2 separate regions of the Homo sapiens genome follow, and region 1 is linked to region 2. A link is an interaction called in ENCODE POLR2A ChIA-PET data of the cell type or tissue named here. Cell type or tissue: HCT116. All regions are shown on one strand. Each heading gives the region's core, and the rest is flanking DNA. Links, peaks and the distances in the headings are about the cores only. Region 1 overlaps ASXL1 (ASXL transcriptional regulator 1). Region 2 overlaps KIF3B (kinesin family member 3B).

What was found. Peaks named below come from ENCODE experiments on the same cell type or tissue, not always from the same donor. Only the 100,000 strongest peaks of a DNase experiment are listed, where the experiment ranks them.
Region 1: POLR2A ChIA-PET joins it to region 2 with 5 read pairs; 5 of 35 experiments call an interaction of 5 or more read pairs at or near these places.

What each region holds. Positions count from the first base shown.
Region 1 is chr20:32,402,697-32,407,091 of GRCh38, reverse strand. The region is part of intron 4 of ASXL1 (ASXL transcriptional regulator 1); the gene reads right to left. Among named protein-coding and RNA genes, the nearest start is that of ASXL1, 47 kb to the right of the region's middle. In HCT116, for the core only: no CTCF peak of the experiment used is centred there; no DNase peak of the experiment used is centred there.
Region 2 is chr20:32,323,355-32,327,749 of GRCh38, reverse strand. KIF3B (kinesin family member 3B) reads right to left here. Exons shown (of 9, transcript NM_004798.4): 6 at 866-979; 7 at 89-194. Among named protein-coding and RNA genes, the nearest start is that of ASXL1, 33 kb to the left of the region's middle. RefSeq lists an enhancer at 223-1,422. In HCT116, for the core only: no CTCF peak of the experiment used is centred there; a DNase peak (open chromatin) is centred at 1,679; H3K27ac peaks cover 1,215 bases.

The sequences.
Region 1 (4,395 bases), core at 108-4,107, 79 kb before region 2:
GGGATTACATGCGTGAGCCACCAAGCCCACCTATATATTTCAATTCTATAAACCTAAAACAAAAAGACAAACCAATCTTTTTAAATGGGAAGAGCTGCCCTTCTCTTCCCCCAAACTAGTCTTCCCTTCCATTACATGGTACACAGCAAGGTAGGCATCCATACAAAAGTGGAGGCCTGAGGCTAGGTAGACAAGAGTAGAGAGTCAGAGCCTGAGTGGAGCACAGAAGGTATCTGTGTGTATCTGAGTGTGGTATGACGTGAGAGTTGGAGATCAAGATGAGTGAAATGCCCAAACAGGGAATGACAAAGGACAGAGTATTGAAGCCCACGCGGGTTGAGAAGGGCATGTATATGGGAGAACACCCTGATGTGACTGGTCAGAGCTTGAGTGAACTCATCCATGGGATGAGAGTGGAGCCAACCCAACACAGGGTGTTGGAGTCCAAGCAAAGTAAAGAGGACATCTGCATGAAGAAAGGGCTGCAACAGTGAAGAGTGGGTGATTAAATAATTAGGTAAATATATTAGGGAATAGATTTGAGACAGGGTCTCACTCAGTAGCTCTGGCTGGAGTGCAGTGGTGCAATCTCGGCTCGCTGTAGCCTTGACCTCCTGGGCTCAAGTGATCCTCCCACCTCAGCCTCCTGAGTAGCTGGGACTACAGGCATGTGCCACCACACCTGGCTAACTTTTTTTTTTTTCCCCATATAGATGGGGTTTTGACATGTTGCCCAGGCTGATCTAGAACGCCTGTGTTCAAGCAATCCACCCGCCTCAGCCTCCCAAAGTGCTGGGATTACAGGTGTAAGCCACTGCGCCCAGCCCAGATTTATTATTGTTGGAAAAAGGACTTATACATATGGAAAGGGAAAAAACTAGAATGACTGGATTAGAACTTGTATTATTGGGGTAAGCTCATAGTTTTCAACATATTTAGATAAAGACAGATATAAATATAGATTGAGTGAACATATGTGTATGTATGTAAATATACCCATATATTCCTTAGCCCCTTCCCACTGAAAGGAACTGGGATCACCAACACTCCAACAGCAGCAAACATTTAGAAACTAGATCTTGGCTTCTAACTATGACTGTATATATTACTATTAATTTTTTTTTGAGACATTGCACTCCAAGCCTGGGCAAGAGGAGCAAAACCCCATCTCAAAAAAAAAGGGGTGGGGGTAAAAAGGAGCTTTATAGTGATGAAGGATGGCAGATGCTACCTTAACCAAGTGATCAAAGAGATAATCAATAATAGGAAAAAACTGAAATAAAGAGCTACCTGACAGGACACACTAAGAACCTAGCATCACTTCTCTGCTATACCTGACAAAGATGCAAAACCTGAATCCAATTATGAGAAAATTCAAACTAAAAAAGATTCCACAAAATAACTGGTCTGTAGTCTTCAAAGGAGTCAAGGTCACGAAAATCAAAGAAAGATTAAAGAACTGTTCTAGAATGAAGGAGACCAAAGACATATGACAACTCCATGCAACACATAATTCTGACCTAGATACTTTGGACAAAAAGGACATTACATGGACAATTAGCTAAACTTTAATGAAATCTGAAGATTAGATGGTAATAATGACTCAGTGTAATTTTCTGAATTTTATGAATGTATTGTGGACAGGTAGCAAGGAGAATGTCATTAACTTTAAGGCAAATATACTAAAACATTAATACTAAAGTATTAAGGGTAGGGCCAGGTGCGGTGGTGCATGCCTATAATCCCAACACTTTGGGAGGCTGAGGCAAGAGGATCGCTTGAGCCCAGAAGTTCAAAAAATTAAAATTAAAAAAATTAGCCAGGCATGGTGGCACACACTTGTCCCAGCTACTCAGGAGGCTGAGGCAGGAGGATCGTTTATGCCCTGGAGTGAGCTATGATAGTACCACTGCACTCCAGTCTGTACAACAGAGTGACAGACCCTGTCTCAAAAAATAAATAAAAATAGTAAGGAACAACAGGGCTCTAAAATGGGTCAGGAAAAAATAAAGTTCTTTGTACTGTACTTAGAACTTTATGAAAGCTTAAAATTGCTACAAAATAAAAACTTTTTTTAAATGGGCAAAACTAATAGAAAATTCACGCAGGAAGATGATAAAATGGTCAGTAAGCATATGAAAAGGAATTCATCATCAAGGAAATGCAAACTAAAACAATAAGATGTGAAAAGAAAGCATAATTATTTATATCAATGCAGAAACTTTGACAAAATTCAACAAATACATTCATGATAAAAACTCTCAGTAAACTAGGAATAGAAGAAAACGTCCTCAACTTGATAAAGACCATCTATAAAATGTCTATAACTAACATCATACTAGTGGTGAAAGACTAAAGGCTTTCTATCTGAAAGCGGGAATAAGGCAAGAATGTCCACACTAAGCACTCATATTCGACACAGCAAACAAGTCCCAGCTAGTCAATCAAGCAAGAAAAGGAAATAAAAGGTACACATATCAGAAAGGAATATATTAAACCGGCCCTATTAACAGATGATATGATGGTCTAACAGAGAAAATCCCAAAGATTCTAGGAGAAAAACTTGTAGAACTAATAAGTGAGTTTATAAAGGTCACAGAATACAGATCAACACACTAACATCAATAATGTCTATATATTAGCAATCAGCAATTAGAAACAAAAATTAAAAGCACAATTTCATTTATAATAGTTTACCAAAAAAAACTAGGTATATATCTAACAAAACTGTACAAAATATGCATGCTAAAACCTATGAAATGCTGATAAAAATACCAAAGATGACCTAAATACATTGTTAAGTAAAGGAAGAGGCACAGAAAGATAAATATCACATGTTGTCACTCCTATGTGGGAGCTAAAAGAGTTGATCTCGTGGAGGCAGAGAGTAAAATGATCGTTACCAGAGCTGGGAAGGGGGCAGGGAGATAAAGAGGGGTTGGTCAATGGGTACAAACATACAGTTAGATAGAAGAAATTAGTTCCAGGGTTCAACAGCACAGTATGGTGACTGTAGTTAACTATAATTTGTTTATATTTCAAAATACCTAGAAGGGAAGAGTTGAAAAATTCCCAACATAAAGAAATGATAAATATTTGAGGTGATGGATAGCCTAAATACCTTGCTTTGATCATTATACACTGCATACCTGTATCAAAATATCACATGCACCCCATAAATATGTACAATTATTATGTACCTTTAAAAAAAAAAGACAACCTAAATAAATGTAAAAAAACATACTATATCCATGAACTGGAAGACAACATGGCCAAGATGTCACTTCTCCCCAAACTAACCAATGGGTTTAATGCATTTACTATTGAAACTCCACCAAAACTTTATTGTAGATAATATGATTCTAAAATTCATACACAGCTGACTGTGGTGGCTCATGCCTTTAATCCCAGCACTTTGGGAGGCTGAGGCAGGAAGATCACTTGAGCCCAGGTGTTTGAGACCAACATGGGCAACAGGGTGACACCCCAGCACTACAAAAAAAGTAAAAATTAGCTGGGAGTGGTGGTGTACATCTGTAGTCCCAGCTACCCGGAAGGCTGAGGCAGGAGGATCCCTTGAGCCCAGGAATTCCAGGCAGCAGTGAACTATGATCATACCACCACACCCCAGCCCGGGCAAAACACTGAGGCTGTCTCAAGAAAATAAATAATAAATAAATAAAATTTCCATGTAAAGACAAAGAAACCAGAATAGCTGAAACAACTCTGAAAAAGAAAAACGAAGGTGGAGGAATAACACTACCTGATTTTAGGACTTACTATACAGCTACATTACAGTAATCAAGACAGTACGGTATTGACAGAGGAACAGATGCGTAGGTCAATGAGCCAGAACAGTGTGCGTAGGAATAGAACTTTTCACAAAATATGGCCAACTGACTTTTGCTAGAGGTGAGAAAGCAATTCAATAAATAAAGAATAATCATTTTAAGCAAATGGTTTTGGAATAATTGGTCCCCCAAAAAGGAAAATGAACATTGATGTAACCTTATGCTTAATTTAAAAATTAATTCAAATGCAATCACAGACTTAAATGTAAAGCATACAACTTTTAGAAAAAAAGAGAAAATTTTGTTAGCCAAAGAGTGCTTAGATATGACACCAAAAAAAACTATAAAATTTAAAAATAGATAAATTAGACTTCATAAGAATTCAAACCTTTTGCTCTATGAAGCACACTCTTAGGCAAATTAAAAGATTAGGAGAAAATATTTGCAAATCACGTATCCAACAAATAACTTGTGTCTAGAACACTCAACAGTAAGAAAAAATCCAATTTGAAAATAGAAAAGTCTTGAACATAAACTACACCAAAGAGAATATTCAAATGGAACCTAAGGAGATGAAAAGATATTCAACATCATTAGCCACTAC
Region 2 (4,395 bases), core at 92-4,091:
TGAACTCTGAGTGGAATAGTATCTAAGGGCTTACACAAATCTAGACTCCAAAAGAGACAGGAGAAAAACCCAAGAAGGATCTTCTCACCCTATATCGGGCCTCTGGACGAATCATCATGGACATTCTTGCGTGCTGGCTCAATGGTCTCTTATATCCCACGGCTGAGACTGGCCGCTTCATCATCTGCTGGTTCCTGGAAATGAACTGCAGTGTTAAAGCCCTGGCTGGAGTCCTGTGGAACCAGCACTCGGAAGACACTGACAGAACCTGAAGCAAGTAACTCCCTGGACTGCAGGCTGACGTAAGTGGGACGGGAAATGCTTCTGTTTTCTGCTTGAGTTGCTTTCTGATTCAGAGCATCATGCATCTTTTAAGCCAGAAGAGATTTTTAATCATCACCCAGTTCTTAGACAGCATTCACAAAGCATAGCTGTCAACACCCCCCACCTCTGCATCCCTGCCAGGTGTCTCCCATCTTTCCAGCAGCACCCAGACTTAGCATGAGAATCCTTCTCAACACTGTGGGTCAGAATGACACACAAAGATAACAGCTCTGAATTGCCCCTTACGTGACCTAGCATACTTCACTTCACAGCTGGAGAAACAGAAATGCAGGAACTTTGGAAAGGTCACTTGCTCACTCACTAGTGACAAAGTCTCCCAATTCCTAAAACCACACTCATGATCAAACTTTTACCTGGTGGATCTATGGCAGCTAGAAAATCAGTAATGCAGTGGGTTTTGAGTTTAAATAAGCCAAACTGTGTTCTTATCAAACCCCTTTGTTGACCAGAGGGCTCTTGTTATCAACATTCTTTTCCTCCCTCATACTTGAAAATATACTTGAAGTTAATAGTGACTTACTCCAGTCTGGTTATAGGATGTAGTTTCCAATGATCTTCCTCTTCATCAAAGAAGGCTCTATTCATAATTTTACTTTTTTCTTCCAGAGGGATAAAGTTTTCTATAATAAGATGCCTGTAAGAGCACACATAACAGGTGAAAACAGATACAGAATACATATGAAGTGTCAGCTATCTGGTCTCATGCATGGTGAGTAATCAGGTAAGAGTCAAGGCACATAGCAAACATTTACTCAGCAAGTACGATGGGCCTAACATCATACAAAGAGCTGAGATACAGACACAAATGACATCTGGCTCCTGCCTGAAACAAAGGGTAATGGTGCAGCCCTGTTAGGTATAATAGGTACTGACAGTGGTCTGTCTTAGAAATATGGAGAGGTCACTTCTGCCTGGGAAGGGGCAGGATGTGAACAGGCTCAAGAGGGAGGTGACCCCTGGGCTATATTGGAGTGAACATTTGCTACCTGAAGTATCTTTCAGAGGGCCACTGGTGCTGATAACCAAGGTCATTAACTTCCAAAATGCCAAAAACAGAAGAAATTAAACTGCCTTACTCCAATCCCATGGCTCGTTGTCCAAGCTGGAAAATTTCCCATTCTAACTGACCAGGATAAAAAGCAGGACTAAGTGGATTTCAGCCCCTGAGAATGAAGACCATTCCTACTAACAGTCTCTGTCTGACAAGTGCCCAGGAAACACATCAAACAAGGAAACTGGAACCCACTGGTGGTGTCTCTCTATGGTGATGACTGTCTCCCATTATATCTCTGCCTTTACTCTTCTAAAGCCTCAGGACAAAACAATGCCAAAAGGAAATGAACATGGAAGGGACACAAAGCAAACAGCACAGAGGTATAGGGTACTGTGAGAAAGAGGCTGACTCACTGTTTACTCAAAAGATATAAAAAGAGATATAGGCCAGGCACGGTGGCTCATGTCTGTAATCCTAACACTTTGGGAGGCCGAGCCAGTGGATTGCCTGAGGTCAGGAGTTCGAGAACAGCCTGGCCAACATGGCGAAACTCTGTCTCTACTAAAAATACAAAAATTAGCTGTGTGTGGTAGTAGGCACCTATAATCCCAGCTACTCAGGAGGCTGAGACAGGAGAATCACTTGAACCCAGAGGGCAGAGGTTGCAGTGAGCCGAGATCACACCACTGCACTCTGGCCTGGGCCAAAGAGCAAAACTCTGTCTCAAAAAAAAAAAAAAAAAAAAAAAAAAAAAAGAGAGAGAGAGAGAGATAATAATGAAAATAGACTCCTTAGAAAAAAAAATATTTTGGGGAGCTAAAATTTTCTCTTTGACATTTCAGAAACTATTTTTTATAACACATATTTGGCTTTCTTCTGGTTACAATGATTCTATTTATTCATTAGAAAATGTAAAAAACAGGCCAGGCCCAGTGGCTCACACCTGTAATCTCAGTGCTTCGGGAGGCCGAGGTGGGTGGATCACCTGAGGTCAGGAGTTCGAGACCAGCCTGATAAACATGGCAAAACCCTGTCTCTACTAAAAATATAAAAATTAGCCGTGCGTGGTTGACCTGCACCTGTAATCCCAGCTACTTGGGAGGCTGAGGCATGAAATTCACTTGAACCTGGGAGGCAGAGGTTGCAGTGAGCCAAGATCGTGCCACCGCACTCCAATCCGGGTGACAGAGCAATACTCTGTCTCAAACAACAACAACAACAAAAAGAAAATGTAAAAAACATAATCACCCACAATTTCACTATCCAGAGATAACTATTATTATTATGTTGGTATATTTTGTCCTGATCTTTTTCTAGATGTACATACCTGCAAAGAGGACTGACCGACACACACATTTAATTAATTAATTAGTTTTTCTGGAGACAGAGTCTCACTTTGTCGCCCAGGCTGGAGTAAAGTGGCGCAATCTCAGCCCACTGCAACCTTCGTCTCCCAGGTTCAAGCGATTCTCGTGCCTCAGCCCCCGGAGTAGCTGAGACTATAGACACATGTCTCCATGCCCAGCTAATTTTTTTGTATTTTTAGTAGAGACAGGGTTTCACCATGTTGCCCAGGCTGGTCTTGAGCTCCTGAGCTCAGGCAATTTGCCCACCTCAGCCTCCAAAAGTGCTGGGATTATAGGCATGAGCCACCGCACCTTGCCTACATTTAATTTTAAGGGCTCTTTTCCAAATTTAAAATTTGATCATTAAAAGAATCCCTTTGAAAACTTCTTCTTTGGCCAGGCATGGTCATTTTGTAACCCCACTAATGAAATAATGGATCCAGACAAAGATCATCTGTTGGCTGAAACTATTAGCTCCACATTTCTCAGGCCAGGCTGCACATTAACGTTACCTACAGAGTTTTGAAAAATATCTTGCCCAGACCTCATGAGAGACCAAGAGTTCTCAAAGTGCATTCACCAAACCAGCAGAAGCAATACCTGGAACCTACTAGAAATGAACATTCTCAGGCCCTGCCCCAGCCTTTCTGAATCAGACTCCGGGTGTGATACCCAGCAATCTGTGTTTAACAATCCCTTCAGGTAATTCTGATGCCTGCTAAAGTTTAAGGACTACTGCCCTAGACCAATTAAATCAGAATCTCTGAGGTGGGGCTCAGACATCATTAATTTTTAAAACTTCTCAGTTTGTAGCCAAGGTTGGGAACCCGTGCTTCAGAGATAGCTTTCAGTTAGAGCTAAATAAAGGGGATAGAGATACAAGTTAATTGACACCATGAAGAAAGAGACCAACAAATCCAGAATGTAGTATATTTCTTCTTTTTTTTTTTTCTTTTGAGTTGGTGTCTCACTCGGTCACCCAGACTGGAATGCAGTGGCATAATCTTGGCTCACTGCAGCCTTGAACTCCTGGGCTCAAGCAATCCTCCTGCCTCAGCTTCCCAAGTAGCTGGAACTACAGGCACATGCCACCACTCCCGCCTACAATGTGGGATATTTCTACAGGCTATCTGATTCAGTCTTTTCAACAAGTCAACTATGAAAAATATGTATATATATACTTTTTGAGATGGAGTTTCGCTCTTGTTGCCCCAGCTGGAGTGCAGTGGCACAATCTTGGCTCACTGCAACCTCCGCCTTCCAGGTTCAAGCAATTTTCCTGCCTCAGCCTCCCGAGTAGTTGAGATTACAGGCGCCCGCCACCACACCCAGCTAATTCTTGTATTTTTAGTAGAGATGGGGGTTTCACCATCTTGGCCAGGCTGGTCTTGAACTCCTGACCTCATGATCCACCTGCCTCAGCCTCCCAAAGTGCTGGGATTACAGGTACGAGCCACCATGCTCGGCTGAAAAATATTTTTAAAAATAAAAAGAATTGGCTGGGCGTGGTGGCTCACTACTCGAGTAGTCCCAGCTACCTGGGAGGCCGAGGCAGGAGAATCACTTGAACCTGGGAGGCAGAGTTTGCAGTGAGCCGAGACCGCGCCACTGCACTCCAGTCTGGCGACAAAGTGAGACTCTGTCTCAAATAAACAAATAAATAAAATAAAAAATAAAAAGAATTGCCTCAGATTAAAATAAGTCTAAGAG